Linked DNA regions of Homo sapiens: region 1 is linked to region 2. Evidence: chromatin loops called from intact Hi-C (ENCODE). Cell type or tissue: CD4-positive, alpha-beta T cell. All regions are shown on one strand. Links, peaks and the distances in the headings refer to the core of each region. The heading gives the core; the rest is flanking DNA. Region 1 overlaps GLB1 (galactosidase beta 1). Region 2 overlaps GLB1 (galactosidase beta 1).

Region 1 (10,927 bases), core at 2,142-10,141, 52 kb before region 2:
CTTCCAAATCTGTTAATAAAAGCCAGCTAACCTCACACTCCTTTCAATGACCAGTGACCCCCACCTCTGCCCCGCTCCAGGGGTGGAGCCAGTGCAGATACCGACTGCTCCCCCTCTCTCCATGCCTCCTCCCGGTCCCACAGAGTTGAGGGCCTTGGTATTTGTCTTTGAGGCGTTACCACCCCACTTAGCACCAGCTATAAGGTTCTTGCTATTTGACATTCATGAGACAACAAGGTGCAGACTCACATCCTGATGATCTGCTGTTGAGGCCACTCCTGGTATCAAGGTCGTACTTTGGGTCCCTCTAGAAGCAGAACATTGGGTGCAAGTGGTTTGAGAAGTGATCCAAGAGCATAGGAGCAAGGGACAGGTGGAAAGAAGGGACAGCCTGGGTCAGAATGCATATTGTAGTTATCACTCTGGGAACCGGGACATGATTCTTCTGAGACCTCCTGAAAAGTGCACAAAGTGTCTCCAGAATTATTTGCCTAAAAAACAAGAGAATGCAGTTCTCCACCCTCTTTGTCCCTCATTGGCTGAAGGTTGCCCTCAGGGGCATGGACTGCCTGGTGCTCCTGGACTTCTGGGCTGAACCCATTCCCCCAGTGTTGGGGCAGAAAGGCAAAAAGACATGAGATCTGAGTGTGAGTTGAGACAATCAGCACAAAGCATACTGAGCTTGCACAAGACCATTCACAGAGCTACAGCTGATGTAGGCATGTTTTTAAAAACTTTTAAAGACCAGGCGCGGTGGCTCACGTCTGTAATCCCAGCACTTTGGGAAGCCGAGGCGGCGGATTACCTGAGGTCAGGAGCTCCAAACCAGCCTGGCCAACGTGGTGAAACCCCGTCTCTACTAAAAATACAAAAATTAGCCGGGTGTGGGGGCAGGAGGCTGAGGCAGGAGAATTGCTTGAACTGGGGAGGCGGAGGTTGCAGTGAGCTGAGACTGTGCCATTGCACTCCAGCCTGGGCCACAAGAGTGAAACTCCATCTCAAAAAACAAACAAACAAACAAAAAAAAACAGTTTTCAGGCTGGGCACAGTGGCTCACGCCAGTAATCCCAGAACTTTGCGATCGTGAGGTGGGAGGATTGCTTGAGGCCAGCAGTTGGAGACCAGCCTGGGCAACATAGTGAGATCCTATCTCTACAGAAAATTTGAAAATTATTAACTGAGCATGGTGGCGCACCCCTGTGGTCCCATCTACTTGGGAACAGAGGTGGGAGGATCGCTTGAGCCCAGGAGGTCAAGGCTGCAGTGAGCCATGATCATGCTGCTGCACTCCAGCCAGAGCAACTGAGCAAGAAAGACCCTGACTCAAAAACAAAAAACTCTCTCCTCTGCCTTCTCTTTTCACCCTATATCCCTCCCAAAGTGCTGGGATATCCATCGGAGATCATTTCACAATGGCAAGGGCTACATACTCTCCAGAGCTGCGTAACATTTGATCATGTATGTGTATTTGTATATATACAAACATGCATGTACAATACACATACAATATAAACCATAATTCATTTTATCAGTCTGCATTTTTATTTGTGTCAACATTTTGCTAGGAAAATTTTTCAGAGAGGGTTGAAAGATTATACCATTAACATATTACTATCAGTCCATTCCTCCATCTATCAATTCATCTTATTTTTTGAATGTATTTCAAAATAAGTTGCAGATATCAATGCCCTCCTCTTGCTAAAATAAATACTTCAGTAGGCATATCATTAACTAGCAGTCAGTGTTTGTTAGTAGCCCCTTTTTCTTCCAAGGTAAAATTTACATACAATGAAATGCACATATCTTAAACGTACCATTTGATGAGTTTTAACAAATGCCTACACCTGCATAATCCAAAACCCTTATCTAGCTATGGAATATTAATTACCATTACCCCAGAAAGTTCCCTCACGTCCCTTCCCAGGCAATACCTACCTCTACTCTCCCAGAGTTAACTATTCTGATTTTTTCTTCCACCATAGATTAGATTTGCCTTTCCCAGGACTTCATATAAATAGGTTCATGCAGTATGAACCCAATTGTGTAAGGCTTCTTTCTCTCAACATTTTTGAGATTTATTTACATTATTACAAATACCAGTAGTTTGTTCTTTTTTATTGCTGAGTAGTAGTCTATCATATACATATGCCATAGTTTGCTGAAGCAGGAGAATCGCTTGAACCCAGGAGTTCAAGACTGCCATGAGATATGATTGAGCCATTGCACTCCAGCCTGGGTGACGGAGCAAGACCCTGTATCCAAAAAATCTTAAAAAATTATAATAGTAAATAAAAAGTAATAAAAATAAAAGAATTAGGATCCAAACCAGGTTCACACTGACCTAATGAATATCGTATCATTTCATATTACGAATATTGTACCATACCTTATTACACATATCATATCACATATAATGATCTAATGCAATCATTAGGCCATTATTCCTCTGAAGTTCTTTCATTTCCAAATAATACTCCCTTTCTTTCTTTTAATACCATTGATTTGTTGGAACAACTGAATCATTGGACTTTTAAAATGTCCCACATTTTGGATTTGGCTTATTGCTTCCTTATGGTATTATTAGATTCGGGTTCAATTGTGATTTTGATTCAATAATGAGGACTACTTTCTAGATGAGACTGTACTTCGTGTTAAATCATAACATGAGAGACATAATGTCTGGCTATTCGACTTTTTTTGAGGCTGAAATTGAGCAGATGGAGCACAAAAAATATGCCCAATCCTTCACACAATTTCCATCAGTGTTTCTAATGGTTTTAGCATCTATTGATGATTATAGCTTAAATCCATTTCACTAAGTGTTGGGGAAAAGGTGTTTTCAGATGCTTTTATTCCTTCTGCATTTATTGTTATTTTGAGACAGGGTCCCTCTCTGTCACCCAGGCTGGACTGCAGTGGCCCTATCACATCTCACCATCGCCTTGACCTCCTGGGCTCGAGCAATCTTCCTGCCTCAGCCTCCTGAGTAGCTAAGACTACCAGTGCCTGCCACCACACCAGCTAATTTTGTTTGTTTATTTATTTTAAACAAGAAGTTTAAACAACAAGCTTCTTGACTTGAAGGAAAAACTATCTAGGATTCCTTTTTTTTTTTAGACTAATTTATCCCTACTTAAAGACAAATTGCCCTACATTTAACAACTATGTACAACAAAGTTATAAAATTGTCCTTGGTTTTACAATGATAAATGAAAAACATTAACATTCTACAATTGAATAAAGTATGCAAGGATTTTTATGTTTTTTTTTTGTTAAAACAGCAAAATAACTTACTGAAATATAAAGATAAGAGCTGAATGAGCATGCCACTAATGAAGAAAAGGGAGTATTTTTACAGAATCGGTATTTTTCCCCATCTCATCTCCACTTGATATCAATCAAAACGTACCATTGGCTGTTTAGTTAAAAAAAAAAAAGTAATATACTTGTGCACATTTACCAGTTACTTTATGTACAATAAAGGAATGGGGAAGGGGGAAATGAAAGAATAGAGAAAACTATACTGTAGTAGTCAGGATGTGGTGGAACCAAATTGCAGTTTTCTATTTGAGAATGTGATCTTGGTCTGTAAAGAACAGAGTTCTGGAGTGAAGTGGGAGGTTCCCTTTTTAGTAGACACCCCCTGACTGCTGTTGGAACATATCGGTTGTATCTTCATCCTCCATTTCCAACTGAGCAGGTGTGTCTCTTTCATTGATTGGTTGCCTGTCAAATTGGAATCTGATCTGTCTCATTGACCATCCCTATCGTTCACAACAGGCTTTCATTAGTTTACTAAGTGGTGTATGCCTCTTAATCCTAAACTGCACCACAGAACCCTCCTGCCCTGCCACCTTCAAATTAATATGATCTTTGTTCTCAGTCTCGATTCCTTCCTTGGGCTTTTCATCTGCCACGGCAAGCGCCTAAGTCTCAGCTGCCGCTTCACAAAAGAGGTACCAAGACTGCACCGAATGAGCACGCAAGCAGCAACAGGAGTGGGAGAAGAAGGAGGCGGCAGCAGTGGGTGAGGGAGACACTAATTTTAATTTTTTTTTTTATAGAGACAGGGTCTCGCCATGTTCCCCAGACTGGTCTTGAACTCCTGGGCTCTAGCAATTCTCCTGCCTTGGCCTCCCAAATTGCTGGGATTACAGGCATGAGCCATTGTGTCCGGGCCCTTCTGTATTTAATTAACTGGGATCCAGTGGAGAATTTTCCATTGTCAATGTTTTGATAACCCTGAAATACAGTTTTTATGTGAAGGGGAAGTAAACTGCTTGACTCTTTCTCTGTATTTATCACTTTTCATAGTAATGAGTTGGTACTCTAGCAGTCTCCAAAAGTGACCAATGAATTTTTTCTCCCTGTAAATTACGATGAACTGATAGGTGTTAATATACACGTAGTCATATTTTTTAAATTGATATATCTCTTAAGTCTCTCACATGCTCGCTCTCTCTGTCTCTCATTTTGACACTCAGATTTCTCCCCAAGAACAGTGGGAGCCTCTTCAGGTTCGCGCCTGTGCCTCACATCTAACTGGCCACCATCCTGGAATGTCCTCCTTCTGCCTCCTGCCCACCTCATTGTCACCACCGTGGGCCATAGCCACATCTCTTCTGCCTTTTTTGCCCATTCAGGAAAAAGCCAAACATTTGAAAACACATATCTGGTCCTATCATTCTTTCATTTCAGTTGCTCTCCATGGCTCTCAGCATAAAATCCGGGCCCTTGAATCTGGACTTCAGGGCTCATTCGATCTGGCCCTGGCCTCCTCCTCTGCCTCAGCAGCTGCCATGTTTCAACTATATTGAGGCTCTGTGGCTCCTGGCCTGTAGTCCTGCCCTCCCTCCCCCAGGCCTCACACGCAGTTTTCTCCATCTGTGTCACCTTCCCCCATGGCTAACTTCGCTTTATCCTAGGCCTTGGCTCAGGCCAGTGGTTCTCAACCTTGGCTGCACATTACATCATCTAGGCAGCTTTAAGAAATTCCAATGTCTGGGTTCCTCCCAAGACCAATTAAAACATGAATGTCTGGGGGTGAGGTCAACTTTGCTTTTTTTTTTTTTTTTTGAGACAGAGTCTCGCACTGTCGCCCAGGCTGGAGTGCAGTGGCACAATCTCGGCTCACTGCAAGCTCCGCCTCCCAGGTTCACGCCATTCTCCTGCCTCAGCCTCCTGTGTAGCTGGGACTACAGGCACCTACCACCACGCCCGGCTAATTTTTTTTTTGTATTTTTAGTAGAGATGGGATTTCACTGTGTTAGCTAGGATGGTCTCGATCTCCCGACCTCGTGATCCACCTGCCTTGGCCTCCCAAAGAACTTTGCTATTTTTAAAAGCTTGCGTAGATGATTTTGCTGTGCAGCCAAGATTGAGAAACACAGTTTGGGGTGTTTCTTCCTTTGAGAAACTTGCCCTTGCCCCTCCCCTCAACCCTGCCATGCCTGGGTTCCCTGCCATTTATTTCTGCTGCAGCATTCTGCTCTAACCCTTACTTTACCGCCTCGACCTCACTGTGTTAACCCTTGGGTTTCTTCTAGGCTAGATGGAAGCTCCATATGGGTTGTGGCCACATCTGTGTGGTTCTTGTCTGTGATTACTCAGCACGTAAGAGGTGCTTGGTAATACTATATTTGTAAATGGATGGTAGGGAGATATTTAGACTAGACTGAGGTCATTGGAGGGTAGAGACAGTGTCCCACCATGTATGGGACAAAGGCCAGATTCCATTGTCTCCCACCATCATTTTTTCCCAGCCTTATCTCCTGCTCCTCTGAACTTTTTCACTTAGACAGGTGGATTTCAAACAGCTCTACCCTTTTCCGAATTCTGCCAGTAGTTGCTTGGCCTCCTTTCTACCTGTCTAATGAATGTTCCCACCTCATGGGCCACCTTTGAACTTAGGAAACTTGTGAGGAACACTTATTTGACACTTAGCCATGTATATACTATGAGAATGTTTTCAAGAGCATCCATTGAGACACCTGGTGTAAGAAATAATTTTTCTATTTTTGTGAGTTTAGGGGACTTTTCCTTTGAACAGAAATTAAAACCTTATTTACTAGAAGAATAAAGTGATGTTAAATTGACACTTGCCCTTTTAAAAATGATTCTTAGTTGTTTGTGTTTATTTAGCTTTATTGAGATGTAATTCACTTACAGTGAAGCTCTCCATTTGCCCCTATGAATTCTTCTCTGAGTTGTTTAACTTCCGCTCGCCAGTTGGATTTCAGGCATGTGTGATCTAGGACTCATGCTGCCACAGTTGCTTCCAAATACAGCTTCAAGGGCAACCCCCAAAGCCACCATGGACTATGATGCTACTGTGACTAGAGCTAGTATTGTGACCTTTGAAAGCCTAAAGATGCACAAGGAATCTGACCCATAATGGAAAGCACTAGTTAGTTGGCTTCTTAAAACCCTGGTTCTCTTGGCTCCTGTGGCCTGTTGCTGCCTTATCCACCAGAGGGCAGTGTTCCACTCGGCTTAACAGTCGAACCCCCACCCCCACCACCCGTTGAGGTCTTGCCTTTCAAAATCCTAACATTTTAGCTCCTGAAGTGACCCCAAAACAGTGTTTCTTAAAATCGTGCTTGGTAGAAATAAATCTTACATTGCAACCAAATATACATGCGTACATATACAACTCCACATATGTATATATAACAAAAGTTTTATAAAGTAATACTTTACTATGTGTAATATTCTTTCTTTCTTTCTTTCTTCCTTCCTTCCTTCCTTCCTTCCTTCCTTCCTTCCTTCCTTCCTTCCTTCCTTCCTTCCTTCCTTCTTTCTCGTTCTTTCTTTTGACGGAGTCTCGCTCTGTCACCTGGCTGGAGTACAGTGGCATGATCTCGGCTCACCGCAACCTCCACCTCTCCGGTTCCAGGGATGCTCCTGCCCCAATCTCCCGAGTAGCTATTTTTTTTTTTAATTTTTGGTAGAGACGGGGTTTCACCATGTTGGCCAGGATGCTTTCGATCTCCTGACCTCGTGATCCACCTGCCTCAGCCTCCCAAAGTGCAGGGATTACAGGCGTGAGCCACCGCACCCAGCCTCTATTTTCTTTCTTGCCTTTTTTTTTTTTTTTTGAGACAATGTCTTGCTCTGTCACCCAGGCTGCAGTGCAGTGGCATGAACACGGTTCACTGCACTCTCAACCTTCTGGGCTCAAGCAGTCCTCCCACCTCAGCCTCCCAAGTAGCTGGGAGCATAGGCGTGTGCCACCAAGCCTGCTTAATTTTTGTTTGTTTGTTTGTTTGTTTTTTTGTAGAGACGAGGCCTCGCTGAATTGCCTAGGCTGGTCTTGAACTCCTTAGCTCAAGTGATCCTCCAACCTTGGCCTCTCAAAGTGCTAGCATTATAGGCATAAGCAACGGTGCCTGCTATTCTTTGATTTTTATTTTTATTTATTTTATTATTTTTTTGAGACAGAGTCTCGCTCTGTCGCCCAGGCTGGAGTGCAGTGGTGTGATCTCAGCTCACTGCAACCTCCGCTTCCCGGGTTCAAGCGATTCTCGTGTCTCAGCCTCCCAAGTAGCTGGGATTATAGACGTGCACCACCATGCCCGGCTAATTTTTGTATTTTTGGTAGAGATGGGGTTTCACCATGTTGGCCAGGCTGGTCTTGAACTCCTGACCTCAGGTGATCCACCTGCCTTGGCCTCCCAAAGTTCTGGGATTACAGGTGTGAGCCATCATGCCTGGACAATTCTTTCATTTTTAAAAGATGCTTATTGCCACCAAAAATGAGTTTATTATTCACAAATCAGGTCATGGCCCACAATTTTACAAATATTGCCTTAAATGCCTTAAAGTTCTTTTAGTCTAATACCCTGGATAGTTATGGATGAAGAGAGGTAGGGTTAGAGATGGGACTTATCCAGGTCACTATGGGATTCAGAGCAATATCTAGGATGGGGCGTCAGGCTCTGGAGTTTTAATCCATTGCTTTTTGCCCTGTATTTTACACTTAGAATTTTGTTAATGGGTCTTGGTTATCCCAGTGACATTGTTGTTGAGGTGCATCCAGTGCTCAGGCAGGTCACAGCAACAATGGCGTGTGTGCGTGCATGCGTGTGTGTGTGTGATGTTCCCCAGCCCCATGAACAGCACAGTGGAATATCATCTCAGCCACTGATTGTCAGCTCAGTGCTGGCCTCTAGAAGCTAAGCCTTATGGAATCCTGCATGTGGATCCTCTTAGATGATTTCTCTTACCTGAGTACCCCTGGTGGACCTGGCTTAGCAATGGTTTGTATGATAGCTCAGAAAACAAGCATTAAGTCCATCAGCACATTATACAAATTCAATAGGCAGAGAGTCACTTGCTACTCTCAAAGGATCGGCTTCTGAAATGCAGAAGGTGGAAGTTCTCATGTGACCCCATCCTTGCTCTGTAGAATGCCACCCAGAGGATGTTTGAAATTGACTATAGCCGGGACTCCTTCCTCAAGGATGGCCAGCCATTTCGCTACATCTCAGGAAGCATTCACTACTCCCGTGTGCCCCGCTTCTACTGGAAGGACCGGCTGCTGAAGATGAAGATGGCTGGGCTGAACGCCATCCAGACGTAAGTAGGAGGGCATGTGGCTCTCACCTAGGCCTGAACACCCACTCTGGAGAGAAGATACAACTGTATTTCTCAGGGTGGCTATTTTATTGCTCAGAAATGGGAAATGGTCCAGTGTGATGTTCTGGGAGGGGCTTGTCATGAGCCGGACTGGCCCTTTTTCAAATAATTAACTACTTCTTCCAATCTTCAATTTTAATCATCAGAAATCATTAAATAAATAGCTTAAAAAGGAAAAGGATGGGGGAAGCAAACAGAAGTAACAATGATTGAGCACTTACCAGATACAGGGCACTTTATACTAATGATTCCATTTCCTCGAGATAGGTATTATTGTTCCTGTTTATAGCTGGTGAAACTGAAATTTGCCCAAGGCCATATCTTTGGTCAGAGGTTCAGCTAGTATTTGAAGGGAAGGGAAGGCATGCAGGCAGCTGTAGCACAGGTATGGCTGTAGTCATACAAAAAGCTAGGTTAACAGGAGAAAAGCATAACAGATATGTAAGTTTTATCTGACATGAGAGTCTTCAGAAAAGAAGACCCAAGGAAAACTTTTTACACTTAGATTCCATGAAAGGTTCTGACCTAATGGTGGTGGACTGAAGTGGGAAACCCTCAAGGCCTGCCTCAACAGATTCTTCTTGGCCTTTCTGGGTGGCATTCCTTCCTTCTGGGTATGGAGCAGGACCCCTCTGCAATGAGGGTCTAGAAGGGAGAAGGGAGAGGTGACCTTTCTAGGTTTTCTGGCTTGCTTTGGGAGAGAGGGGTTCTAATTTCTATGACCCACACTGGGGGAAGATGAATTCTGGTTTGACTTGCTTCAGGGGAGAAGGAGGGGTGGGCAACAGAAGAGCAGGAGAAGGCCAGAGAAAGAAGATTTGCTTCTAAGGCCTTCCGATCTCCTTTAGTTCAAAGTACTTAGCATGCCAAGGTGCCATACTTTGGGGTATTGTTTTCTGAGCCCCAATAACAGAATAAGCCTTGTGCTTAGGTAGATTTCTGAAACCCAGTTTGGCTTTGTGGTTCTGCTGCGGTAATTGTATAACTTCAGGGTGTAGAATTATCCCAATAGCTATCTCTCTGCATCTCTTTTGCTATTGCAAAGTAACTAACTAACAGGCAAGAAAGTTGGTGTGGCTGGCTGCTCTGGCTCTTGCAGTGCTGATGTGGATTGCTGATAACTTCTCAAAGATGAAGAGTGAGAAAACCCAGAGGCAGATTCCGAAGATAGATACTTAGGGAGAATGCGCTCATTATTCTGGTTCTAAGGCCACTGGCAGAGTGAACCCAAGTTCACCTGTTTATAATTCCGACAGTGAGTTCTGGAAGACCAAGACTGTTCCAGGGAACCCTGAAATCATGGGATCACACACACGCAAAATGACACAACCCAGGGTCTTCAAAGAGAGCTTTGTGATGGTAATGGATGGCTCCATATTTAACTTTGTATCCCATGCTGTCTGTAGGTAGACAGAGGAGCTGGTAGAAGGTTTTGTCATTTTACCTCCTGCCACATGATTCCTGACAAAATCTTTTGTCAGAGGATCTAGGGCTTGGAGTTTTTCCTACACGTACTAAAAATTATTTCTTCAAAAAATAAATATGTCTCTTACTACTTTTCAGCAAAATATTCTTATTTTTCCTAAGCCTCACATGGACATATATAATTTTTATTTTTATTTATTAAAACAATTTTTTAGAGCTGGGGTCTTGCTCTGTCACCTGGCTGGAATGTAGTGGCTCAATCATAGTTCACTGAAACCTTAAAGTGGGCTCAGGTGATCCTCCCACCTCAGCCTCCTGAGTAGTTGGGATTACAGGCACTGCTACCACACCAGCTAATTTTTTTGTTTTGCTTTGTTTTTAGAGATGAGGTCTCACTATGTTTCCCATGGTGGTCTTCAACTCCTGGACTCAAGCGATCCTACTGCTTTGGCCTCCCAGAGTGCAGGGATTACAGAAGAGAGCTACTGTGCCCAGCTATAATTTTTATGTAATAGGAATTAGTGCTGATATAACTCTGGAGTTTTCTGTTGTTGTTGTTGATTTTAAGAAGTGTCCCCATGAAGTCTGACTAGCTTGGGGAGCTGCTGTAAAAATTCATAACAAGGCCCCTCCCAAGAGGCTGCCAAGCGGGAAGGTCTATGTGTCCTGTGGTTTATGGTTCTACACCATATCTTTCTCTATAGACAGTTTAGAAATTTATGTAGGATACTGGATTTTTGAGCTCTTTCCCCTTCCACAGAGCACCTCAATTCAATTATTTATGCAAAATATAATTACAAAAAGCTAAAAACCTGACTTACAAACAAGTATATAATGGACATATGTCAGAAATTTATTTAACTGG
Region 2 (10,927 bases), core at 2,490-10,489:
ATGTTGCTGCAAAGGACATGATCTTGTTTCTTTTTTATGGCTGCATAGTATTCCATGGTGTATATATGCCACATTTTCTTTATCCAGTCTACCATTGATTGTCATTTAGGTTGATTCCGTGTCTTTACTAGTGAAAATACTACTTTTTGTGGTGTATTAATATAACTGATTTATACACATTTCTCACTCTCTGGAATAGGTTTATAAGTCTAGTACCAAGCATAGGACCTGACACAGAGTACTTTCTTAATAAGAGTTTGTTGGATGAATGTATGAAAACATTAGAGGTCTTGGTGAAGGAAAAGCTGGTCACCATTGAATCTAGTGGATTCCACAGGGAAAAGAGCAGCTTCCCGTGTTGAATGTGTCCGGTTAAGTATGAGAAGCAACATTTCTGATTGCTCTGAAAAGTATGATTAAAGCACAAATTATTATGGAAAAATAATGGTTTAGAAGTATAGCATTTTGGTATATTTGTTCATTTCTTTTCTGAAACATTAATTAGCTAAGGTAAAGATGAGGATTTTGCTATATGATAATCAAACTAGTATCAATGAAAATCATCAATATTAAAATGAAAAGTTAGAAAATTGTAGTAAATGGGATAGACAGATGAAAGCTTAATATCTGTATTATAATGAGCTAATATCACTGATCAGAATATCAAGATCTACATAGAAAATTGGGTAAATGATGACCAGGCGCAGTGGCTCACGCCTGTAATCCCAGCACTTAGGCCGAGGCGGGCGGATCACCTGAGGTCAGGAGTTTGAGACCAGCCTGACCAACATGGAGAAAACCCGTTTCTACTAAAAATACAAAAAATTAGCCAGGCGTGGTGGTGCATGCCTGTAATCCCAGCTACTCGGGAGGCTGAGGCAGGAGAATCGCTGGAACCTGGGAGGTGGAGGTTGCAGTGAGCCGAGATTGTGCCATTGCACTCCAGCCTGGGCAACAAGAGCGAAACTCCGTATCAAAAAAAAAAAAAAAATTTTTGGGTAAATGACATAAGCAAGTATGGATACTTGATGAAAATGTGAGTATACACTATTTTAAGAGTCTTATACTCATATCCTTTGACCTAGTCACCCCACACTCAGAGTGTTACTTTTAAAAAATAAAAATTTAAAAGGATAATGCTATAGACATGAAGTTTGAGACTCCATCTCAAAAAAACAAAACGAGAAAAAAGAGGCGACATAGGGTAATATGCTAATTGATGGAACTAATAAATAAAGATATAAGGATATTATTTTAAAGGTACAAAGATAACTAGGAGAGAAGCTGAAAATGGTGATATAACCATAATAGCAAGAAAGGAAGATAAACTTTCTTTATCTTCTGGGCTGTACTCTCATGTGTTAAAGAAATCAATGATAAGAAAAAGCAGTACACATATATTACTTAGAGACCAGAAGAAGCAAAAATAGGAACAATTAAATAATCTTAAAATGTGCTGGGCGTGGTAGCTCACACCTGTAATTCCAGCACTTTGGTAGGCCAAGGTGGGAGGATCGCTTGAGTTCAGGAGTTCGAGACCAGGCTAGGCAACATAGTGAGACCCCATTTCTACAAAAATAAAAATAAAAATTAGCAGGTCATGGTGGTGCATGCCTATAGTCCCAGCTACTCAGGAGGCTGAGACAGGAGGATCACTGGAACTCAGGAGGTTGAGGCTGCAGTGAGCCGTGATTGTGCCACTGTACTTCAGCCTGGGCAACAGCCTATCTCAAAACAAAATAATAAAAAATGATAATTTTTAAATGGCTTCCTCTGAAAGAACTAAGAGAAAAGTGAGGCAGGGGACTGTTGCTTTTCACTATAACAGTCTTTTGTCCTCCTCTTTTTATTTATTTTATTTTATATTTTATTTTTTGAGATAGAATCTCACTCTGTCACCCAGGCTGGAGTGCAGTGGTGCAATCTCAGCTCACTGCAACCTCCGCCTCTCAGGTTCAAGCGATTTTCATGTCTCAGCCTCCCAAGTAGCTGAGACTACAGGCATGTGCCACCATGCCTGGCTAATTTTGTATTTTTAGTAGAGATGGGGTTTCACCACGTTGGCCAGGCTGGTCTTGAACTCCTGACCTCAAGTGATCTGCCTGCCTCGGCCTCCCAAAGTGCTGGGAATATAGGCGTGAGCCGGGTGTCACTTTTCTGGCTGGAAACCTCTGTGGCCTGTGGCGCCTTTGCCCGAGTTTTGCTCGGGCCCACTGGGTTCGTTCTGCCCACTCGGCCTGGCAGGCTGCACTCGGTTCATGCTTCCTGCCTGGATCCCATACCTGCCAAGGGCAAGTCAGGCATAAAGCGGCAAGGGGTGTGTGAGCAAGCGTGGGGTTGAGCCACTGTGCACGGTCAGACACGCTGGCTGCTGCTGCTGCAGGGTGAGCAGCTCCAGGTTGCCCGCACAGGCGCCAGCCCTCTGCAAGGCTGCAGCTGGACCAGGTGCACTGCAGACAGCTTCTCTGGCTGGCATCAGGGTATGCAATAGTGCCCAGAAGCTTGGAGATGCCAGGAACCACAGGGCCCCAAAGAGAGAGTCACAGCCCCAGCTCGGGTAGCTCCCAGGTCTGGGCTCCCCAAAGGACCATAGCTCTTCTCTCCTTTTCCCCCACAACGTGGTGAGCAAGGGGCATGTTTCAGCCCTATTTGTGTTACAGCTCTTTTAGCCTCACCATTCAGCGGATCTTGAGTTCTTGTCCTACATCCAGGAAGAATGAGGTATACAGACAAGTGGAGGGTGAGCAAGATGAAGAGTAGCTTTATTGAGCGATAGAACAGCTCAGAGGAGGCCCACAGTGGATAGCTTGTCTCCATAGCCAGGGTGTCCCAGCGAGTGTTCAGCTCTCAGCAGAGAGGGTAGTGCCTCTCTGTGGGTAGATTGTCCCATCCTCCCTCCATCCTCTCAGCAGAGAGGATAGTTTCTCTCTGCAGCTGATTGTCTCCCCTTGTCTCTCCATCTTCTGGTCTTGCTGAGCCAGCAGTTGTTATGGGCTTCAGTGGGGAGGAGGTGCTGCTTGGACCATGGCGGCCATTGGCAGGCCCAGGGAAAAGCACCACAAGTTACCCCTCTGGTCCATGAGACTAGTGGCCCGAACCCCAGGCTTCGGGCCCTCCCCAGCTTGAAGGTGGGGCTTCACCAGGGACTCGCCCCCTTCCACCCAGGAGCCTGTCTACCTTCTGCCACCATTCATGGCGCCCGGGCTGTTTGTGCCAAGGGACGCCTACAGGCCAGTGCTGAGCTGCCCTCAGCACCCCCTCGGCCTCCCTCCTGTGCTCATCGGTGCCCAAAGTCCAGAGGGGGCTGAGGTGGCAGGGGGCTGGCATGTCAGTGCTACCCTGAACGTTTGCACACCCAGCCAGCGTGCGACAGCACGTGGGCTCAGCCCCATCCTTGCTCCGAGGTCGGAGTGGCGCTGGGAGAAGAGAGAGGCTAGGCAGCGGGAGCAGACACCTCTTAGCCTTTTGGGGGAGGGGGACCTTCCTGGATCCCCAAGAGTGCAGAGATGTTTCCGTCTGCAGCTGCAGCTTGGTAGCTGCAGCCACGCCCAGCTCCTGCTTGGCTCCATGGATCGTGGCACTGCCCCGGGCACAGCTCTACCTCGGGGCCCTTCTCTGTCCGCCCCTCCGTGCCCAACCACGCTGCTCCCCCACCAGCGGGTGACTCGGCCCAGTCCCATCGTGGCGGGCTTCAGGGACTGACCACCTCCTTCCTGCTGCACCCTTTCCACAGCAGCAGCAAGGCAAGAGCAGTGACGCGGGGCCAGGGTCAACAGCGGCAGAGGCTCCGGGCCTGGGAGTGGGTCCTGCCTGGCCCCGTGAGGCTGGGGACGGCACAGTCAGCTGCCTCGGGGACATGGGGCACAGGGGTCCTCTCCGCCGCCACTACTGGCCCTGCAGCTGCTCCCACCGCCACGGCCCACGACCTCCTTCCGCCACAGCCAGCGTGATGGCAGCAGCTGCTCCCACCGCCACGGCCCACGACCTCCTTCCGCCACAGCCAGCGTGATGGCAGCAGCTGCTCCCACCGCCACGGCCCACGACCTCCTTCCGCCACAGCCAGCGTGATGGCAGCAGCTGCTCCGGGCTACAAAGAGGCGATGCTGCCAGCATTGTGACTTTTAGAAAGGGAAACCAAAAAAAAAAGAAGGAAAGAAAGAAATAGAAGGATCTTGAGAACTCACAGTACACTCTACTTGAAAAGCCGGATGGCTACAGACATTTCTAAGACGTGGGACTTTCTCCCAGATCTTCTTACTCCATAATTGTATACATACATGCACATATATGTGTGTGCATGTGTATATGTCCAGATATAATATTTAACATTTAATAAGGATTTATTTTGAAAAATAGTTTCAGACTTTCAAAAAAGTTACAAGAATAAAAGTAGTTTAAAAAAAGAGGATTTGTGGCCAGGCGCGCTGGCTCACGCCTGTAATCCGAGCACTTTGGGAGGCTGAGGCGGGCGGATCACCTGAGATCAGGAGTTCGAGACCAGCCTGACCAACATGGAGAAACCCCATCTCTACTAAAAATACAAAATTAGCCAGGTGTGGTGGTGCATGCTTGTAGTCCCAGCTACTCGGGAGGCTGAAGCAGGAGAATCACTTGAACCCGGGAGGCAGAGGTTGCGGTGAGCTGAGATCGTGCCATTGCACTCCAGCCTGGGCAACAAGACCGAGACTTCGTCTCAAAAAAAAAAAAAAAGAGGATTTGTATATTCTCCACCCGGACTTATCTGTGTCAACATTTTACTCTACATGCTTCATCACTCGTGCATAGACTTGTTTCTTCTCTCTCTCTGTCTGTGTGTGTGTTTTCTAAATCATTGGAGGATTGCATACATCACGGCCTTTACCTTTAAATACTTCGTTATATGTTTCATAACAATATGGAGAAGTATTCTCTCTTGTAACCACAGTAAATTTAACATTGATACAGAACTTTAGCAATAAGATTAATATTTTTCCTATGATAGGCTGTCTCCCTTCAGAGTCTGTCACGTACCTGTTTCCTTTTTTCCTCCCACTCCCCTAGCCTTCTGCTGTTTACCCTCATTCTCTCTACTTGTTTTTGCTCTTTTGTTTTGAGGTCTTTCGGTTTATAATTATTTGGATATTCCTGAAGCTTAAAACACAGACATACACTTAGAGGTAAAAAATTTACCAGATCCTGCTTTGGAAGAAGTCTCTAGTTCCTTTGATTTTCCAAAAAAGCAGTGGCACTGTTGAGTCTTTGACCTTGCTTTCAAATAATAAATTTTATGAATATGTTTCTGAAGGTTTACCAACTTTTTTTCTTTTCTCTCTTTTTCTACTCTGGTTTATAGTTTGAAAAAGTACCAGAAGGTCCTATCCCTCCATCTACACCAAAGTTTGCATATGGAAAGGTCACTTTGGAAAAGGTAAGAAAAAAAAATAACAGAAACTTTGAAAGTGAGAGATGGGAGTGAGAAAGTGGAATTTAGTAGCAGTGAGTGAAAGTGCTGTGCTGGAGGAATTGGTTCGTTATTTTTCTGCGAATTTGTTTTCTGCAAGCCTAATGGGGTAAATGATGTTTCTGGGAAAATGGGGAGAGAGAGGTGAGAAGATACTCATGCCTGTTGACAGGATGAGCAGATGAGACATGGGTGGGAGTAGTAGGCATTCTTGGATCATTTGGGTCATCTTGGTTCCTTTATCAGTGGTTTAAACAGTGTCAAGTGCCTTTGTGGAAATAACATGCCACCTCATTGTTATGGCTGCCAAGGCTCTTTGTCGTATTTACCTTTTTTAGGAGTTCCCCAAAATCACAGGCATTTTGATAGACCTCTGCCCTAAATTATATACTTACCTCCATCTCAAAGTCATGTCCTAATTTTTATGGTCTGTGGTTTATACGTTAAATGGGGACACTGGGGGAAAAGCTAGAAATCAATCATAAATAGGAGTTAAGGGCAATGTATTCTAGGAAAAGCGAAAAAGAAGAGAGGTTTTACTTAATAGTCAGAGGAGTGACATAGCCAAAGTCAATTTGTTTTGACCATCTGTGTCTTCAGGTTTTCCCCTTTTATAATCCCTAACTCCTACATGTATTAACTCACAAGAAAAAAAAAAAAGAACCGTTACCTATTTCTTAAGAATCTCGATATCCTAAAATAGTATCGTAAGTTTTTATCTTCAAGCAAAATGCCAAACATGATTATGTAATTTTTCCATCCAAGAAGCCCTTTGACATGGTTGGTTGGTTGAGTTCTTATAACATTTTCCACCTAGTGTCAGATACCTGTGCTACATTCTACAAAGAATGTGGTCTTTCTGTCTGATAAGGATCTTTCTTTAGATTAATCAGACTTCAGTCACTCTTGTAAAGGGAGCACCTTCTACTTGTTCATTGCTACAGCTACTTAAGGAAAACTTTGGTTTGTTTGTTTCAGAGCCATGACAAATCTATTTTTATGCAACAGAAAATAGCTCCAAATGTTCAAAACAACAACATTGCTAAAACCAAGCTAGCTTATTACCAAAAGCACATTCTGTTTACCGTGAAGGAAAATTGTGTGAGCAGAAATGACTTTTTATTTTTAAATAAATATATACAGTTGAAGATAGCAAATCAGCATATAACTGAATTAAGTTTATGTAGAACACAGTTATATAGAAAATAAGTTTTTACCGTGAGTTGAATTTCTTAGTGTTCAGGTGGGAAAACACCCATATGAGTAGCTGGCTTGATGAAATTGTAAATGAGATTTTTTTCCTTGATGCTGCACATCAGCAAGGTAACCATGGGAAGTGTTTATGAAATTCCTAACTGGGCTGGGCATGGTGGCTCACGCCTGTAATCCCAGTACTTTGGGAGGCCGAGGCGGGAGGATCACCTGAGGTCAGGAGTTCAAGACCAGCCTGGCCAACATGGTGAAACCCCGTCTCTACTAAAAATACAAAAATTAGCCAGGCATGGTGACACATGCCTGCTCAGGAGGTTGAGGCAGGAGAATCACTTGAACCTGGGAGGAGGAGGTTACAGTGAGCCAAGATTACGCCACTGCACTCCAGCCTACCAGCCTGGGTGACAGAGTGAGACTCTCTCAAAAAAAAAAAAAAAAAAATCCTAACCAGTATTATAGTCATGGAAAATCCTGGGGTTTGGAGCCAAATCTAACTACAAATCCTGGCTCTGTCATTACTCAAGTGGACTTCTGTGAGTCTCCACAACACAGGGACAGTAGTACCTGCCTCACAGGGTAGCTGTGAGTATTCAATGAGCTAGTGCATGTAAAACGCTGTATCTCATCTGGAGTGTGTAGACAGGCAATGACTGGTAGCTGTTATTATTATTGTTGTTATTGCATCAGAATAAGTATCCTGGGTTGCAAGAATACACAATCCTTTGTATTGAATATAATAAATACTTACCAGGCATTTACTATGTTCTGGGCATTGGGGCTGAGAATGGAACATATCTTATCCTTAAGGAGCTGACAGTCTGGTGAGGAAGACAAAGATGAGCAACTGAAAAGTGATACAGGCATGGAAGATATGCCACACACAAGTTCAGAGGAGGGTGAAGTAACTAGGAAGTATTAAATATTAAGGTGATATAATAATAGCATGTCTAATCTTAGTTGAATGTAACTGGCCTCTGGTTACTACTTTTACTTCTTAGTTGTTTTACTCGGGGGTGTTCAGAGAGGGTTTATAAGGAGGCAGCATCTGAGCCTTCGTTTTCATTCATTTTAAGAATCTTTTATAGGTCTCTGAGCAGGTTGGACTTCCGAATAGGTATGTTTGAAACCTTTTTAAGACTACTATCATTCATAGTTTTCATCAGGAGTTAGGGAGTAGATGGAGAGGACTGAAGGAGACTGGGAAGCAATACTGAGTGGAATTTGAATGATTTAGGTTTATTTAGGGGTTTGGTCAAACCCACTGATGTCTTTGATAATTAGGGAATGACTCTGTAACCTGATGACCAGTGAGGGGTGCAGTGTGTGAATGCTGCTTTTGTTTCTTTTCAGTTAAAGACAGTGGGAGCAGCTCTGGACATTCTGTGTCCCTCTGGGCCCATCAAAAGCCTTTATCCCTTGACATTTATCCAGGTGAAACAGGTAGGCCTTCAAAGGTAATGCCTCGCCTTTTTTCTACTTGCAAAAGTGTGCTTTCTGCACTGCCTTGCAGTGCCCATTCTGAATTCAGGGGCCAAAATGGTAAGCAAATGCATCAGATCCCAGGTAAATGAACCATGAATTTCCAGGCTCTCTTTAGCTTGAAGTGCTGCGTGGTGGGCTGATCATGCCTATATTTTTTGCCCCACTTCTTCTCACTCATACAGGAGGTAGCCCAACCTGCTTCAACATAATTCTGTACAAGTTATAAATTGAGTTCACTGACCAATCTAATTAATCTTTATTACTAGGCATCAGTGGAAGATCACTGTTTTAATACTCAAAACAGACAGTTTAATTATTTGTTCTTAGTTCAATGGCATAAGGACTGTGTTTTTTGGTAGACTAGGTTCTTTGAGATTCTTTTTCCTGCTTTTGAAGAGAACAGAGCACATCTTTTTTTTTTTTTTTTTCAGTGTTTGTATATGTGTATGTGTTTGATCTCCAGACACTGCCTCATCTTTATTTTTTTAAAGTTTTTCCCAGCATTTTGTTTTGGAAAATTTTAAATCCAAAAAAAGTTGCAAGAATAGTACAATAAACACCCATATGCTTTTTACCTAGATTCACCAATTGTTAACAGTGCTTTAATTGCCTTTTTCTCTCTGTGTATGTAGTCAACTGCTTTTCTTTTTCTAACCATTTGAGTTATCAGCACCATGTCACTCCACAGCATACATCTTTTAAGAAAAAGAACATTATCCTGCAGAACCACAATACAATGATCACACATGAGAAATTTAATATTGATGCAATCCTATTATCTAATATAAATTCTATAGTCAAGTGTCCCTGGTCATTGCAATAACGTCCTTTACAGCTTAATCTTTTCTCAATCCAGTTTCCAATCCATAATCACACATTAATTATATTCTCCTTAGTCTTCTTCCGTCTGAAACTGTTCCTAAGTCTCTCTCTCATGACATGGACATTTTTGAAAAGGTCGGGGTGTTTGTAGACTTTGCCTCACTAATTAGATTCAGTAAGACATTTTGGACATGAACACAACAAAGGTGATATGTCCTTCTCAGGGAATGATAGCAGGATGCCCGTGAGACCAGCTTGTCCCTTAACTGCAATGTTAAGCTTCATCACTTAGGATCTCAGCCCCATGTTTTGAAATGGAAGGTTATCCACGTCCTCCTTTCTGATTTTCTGTGGCAACCACCTTCTGGAAGGAGTCTGAACAGTAAGGCAAAATAATAACAGCATATCTAATCTTAGTTTAGTGAAGTTTGCTGTCAGTTCCTGTTTTTACACCTGTGATTTTATTCCAACAATTCTATTTTGCAATAAAATGAATAATTAAGTCCCCCCACCACACACACATTCACTGTTTCATGAACGTTGTATAGGGTACTCTGCAGTCCTAGCACCCACATCTATAAATGGAACTTACCTGCACTTAGCAGAGCTGTTGAGCACTTCAGACAATGATCCCAGAGCACGTGTAGCCTGGGGAGGGAGTTCCAGGTTACTATATGAACACGTGCAGCCATTGTTCTTTCTCAGACCCCTTCTGCTTTCTGATCTTTGGCCAAGGTAGTGCTCTCAGATTGGGTGGGGCTTCCTGGGCCCTGGCTCTTTCAGATCTGGGGCAAGTCCACAGAATATCTATTTCCAGCAAAAAACCCCAAAGGGCACAGACTTCAGGGAGTGGGGCTCAGCCTACTGTCTCTGCAGGGATCCCCTGAGCCTCAGCCACACCTGCCTGGGGAGCATCACAGCTTCTACCCCTCCTTCTGGAAGCCCTTGACAAAGCTTTCCTCAGCCCTTGAGGAAACTTACCACTTTAGCTAGTTTTCAAAATAAGTAAATAAATGAACCAGAAGGAGATGGAGATGTGGAGCCTGGGCGGGAGGTGTTCTTGCGCTAGAAGGTTTGTGTGGTCTTAGTAGCATTTCTTGTGCTCAGCTCATTCCTGCAACACAGGAAGGTGGATTAGTGCTCTCCTCAGCTCCTCCCAGTCACCTTTCCACTTGCCTGAAGTTTACTTTCTTTCTTTCTGGGCCCTAGAAGTAGGGAAACTTTTCTCTGTTCCATGCTGGATCTCTATTTGCATTCTGTTCCATAACTGGATTTATGTCCCAGCTCAGCCCTGCTAATAATGTCCACAGCAGGAAGTAAATAAGCAAAGTCAATAACTATAATTCTGTGGATTATTATGTCAATAACTATAATCTGTGAATAATTCCGTTACTGCTGAGGCTGATTGTTTGAGGCTTTCCTTTTGGACCAGGGATGTCAGCATCTAAAAATATTTTCTGACTTAGTGGTTGGTTACAATCTAGTCTCTTAACTGTTTCTTTCCCCCGTTCCTCCACTTAAAACAGTTCTGATGGACTTTGTTGTTATTATTATTATTATTAGAGATGAGGTCTTGCTATGTTGCCCGGACTAGCCTCAAACTCCTGGGCTCAAGAGATCCTCCCCAAGTAACTGAGACTACAGGTGCATGCCACTGCACCCAGCTCATTGCCTTTTGTTTTGTATGTTAAAGCAGATTTAGCCCATGAACTTGGAGACAGTTTTGCTGAGCAGAACTTCATCTCTTGGCTTTGCTGTTTGTTTGCCTTGTTTTTTTGTTGGTTTTACTTAGTTTTGTTTTTGGAGCTAACATCCATAACTTTTGCTATGTATGATATAATCCCCTGTATGACCCTGGGCAAGTAACTTAACCCATTCAGGGTCCAGGTTCCTCTTATGGGAAAGGGATGCTTGATAAGACACTGTTCATGGTTCCTTGCAGTTTACTATTATGATAGATATTCGATGACC

What was found. A loop is a pair of places that touch in the nucleus more often than their neighbours do. Peaks named below come from ENCODE experiments on the same cell type or tissue, not always from the same donor. Only the 100,000 strongest peaks of a DNase experiment are listed, where the experiment ranks them.
Region 1: it touches region 2 in a loop (7-fold over the local background); 10 of 110 quality-filtered maps call a loop at or near these places.

The regions. Positions count from the first base shown.
Region 1 is chr3:33,070,194-33,081,120 of GRCh38, reverse strand. It overlaps GLB1 (galactosidase beta 1), which reads left to right. Exons shown (of 16, transcript NM_000404.4): 2 at 8,408-8,577. It also overlaps the pseudogene SUMO2P10. Among named protein-coding and RNA genes, the nearest start is that of GLB1, 21 kb to the left of the region's middle. In CD4-positive, alpha-beta T cell, for the core only: a CTCF peak has its summit at 6,470 (motif pointing right); a DNase peak (open chromatin) is centred at 6,480.
Region 2 is chr3:33,018,731-33,029,657 of GRCh38, reverse strand. GLB1 (galactosidase beta 1) reads left to right here. Exons shown (of 16, transcript NM_000404.4): 11 at 5,333-5,407; 12 at 8,003-8,092. Among named protein-coding and RNA genes, the nearest start is that of CCR4, 73 kb to the right of the region's middle. In CD4-positive, alpha-beta T cell, for the core only: CTCF peaks have their summits at 5,913 and 6,130; a DNase peak (open chromatin) is centred at 6,277; H3K4me3 peaks cover 1,412 bases; H3K27ac peaks cover 432 bases.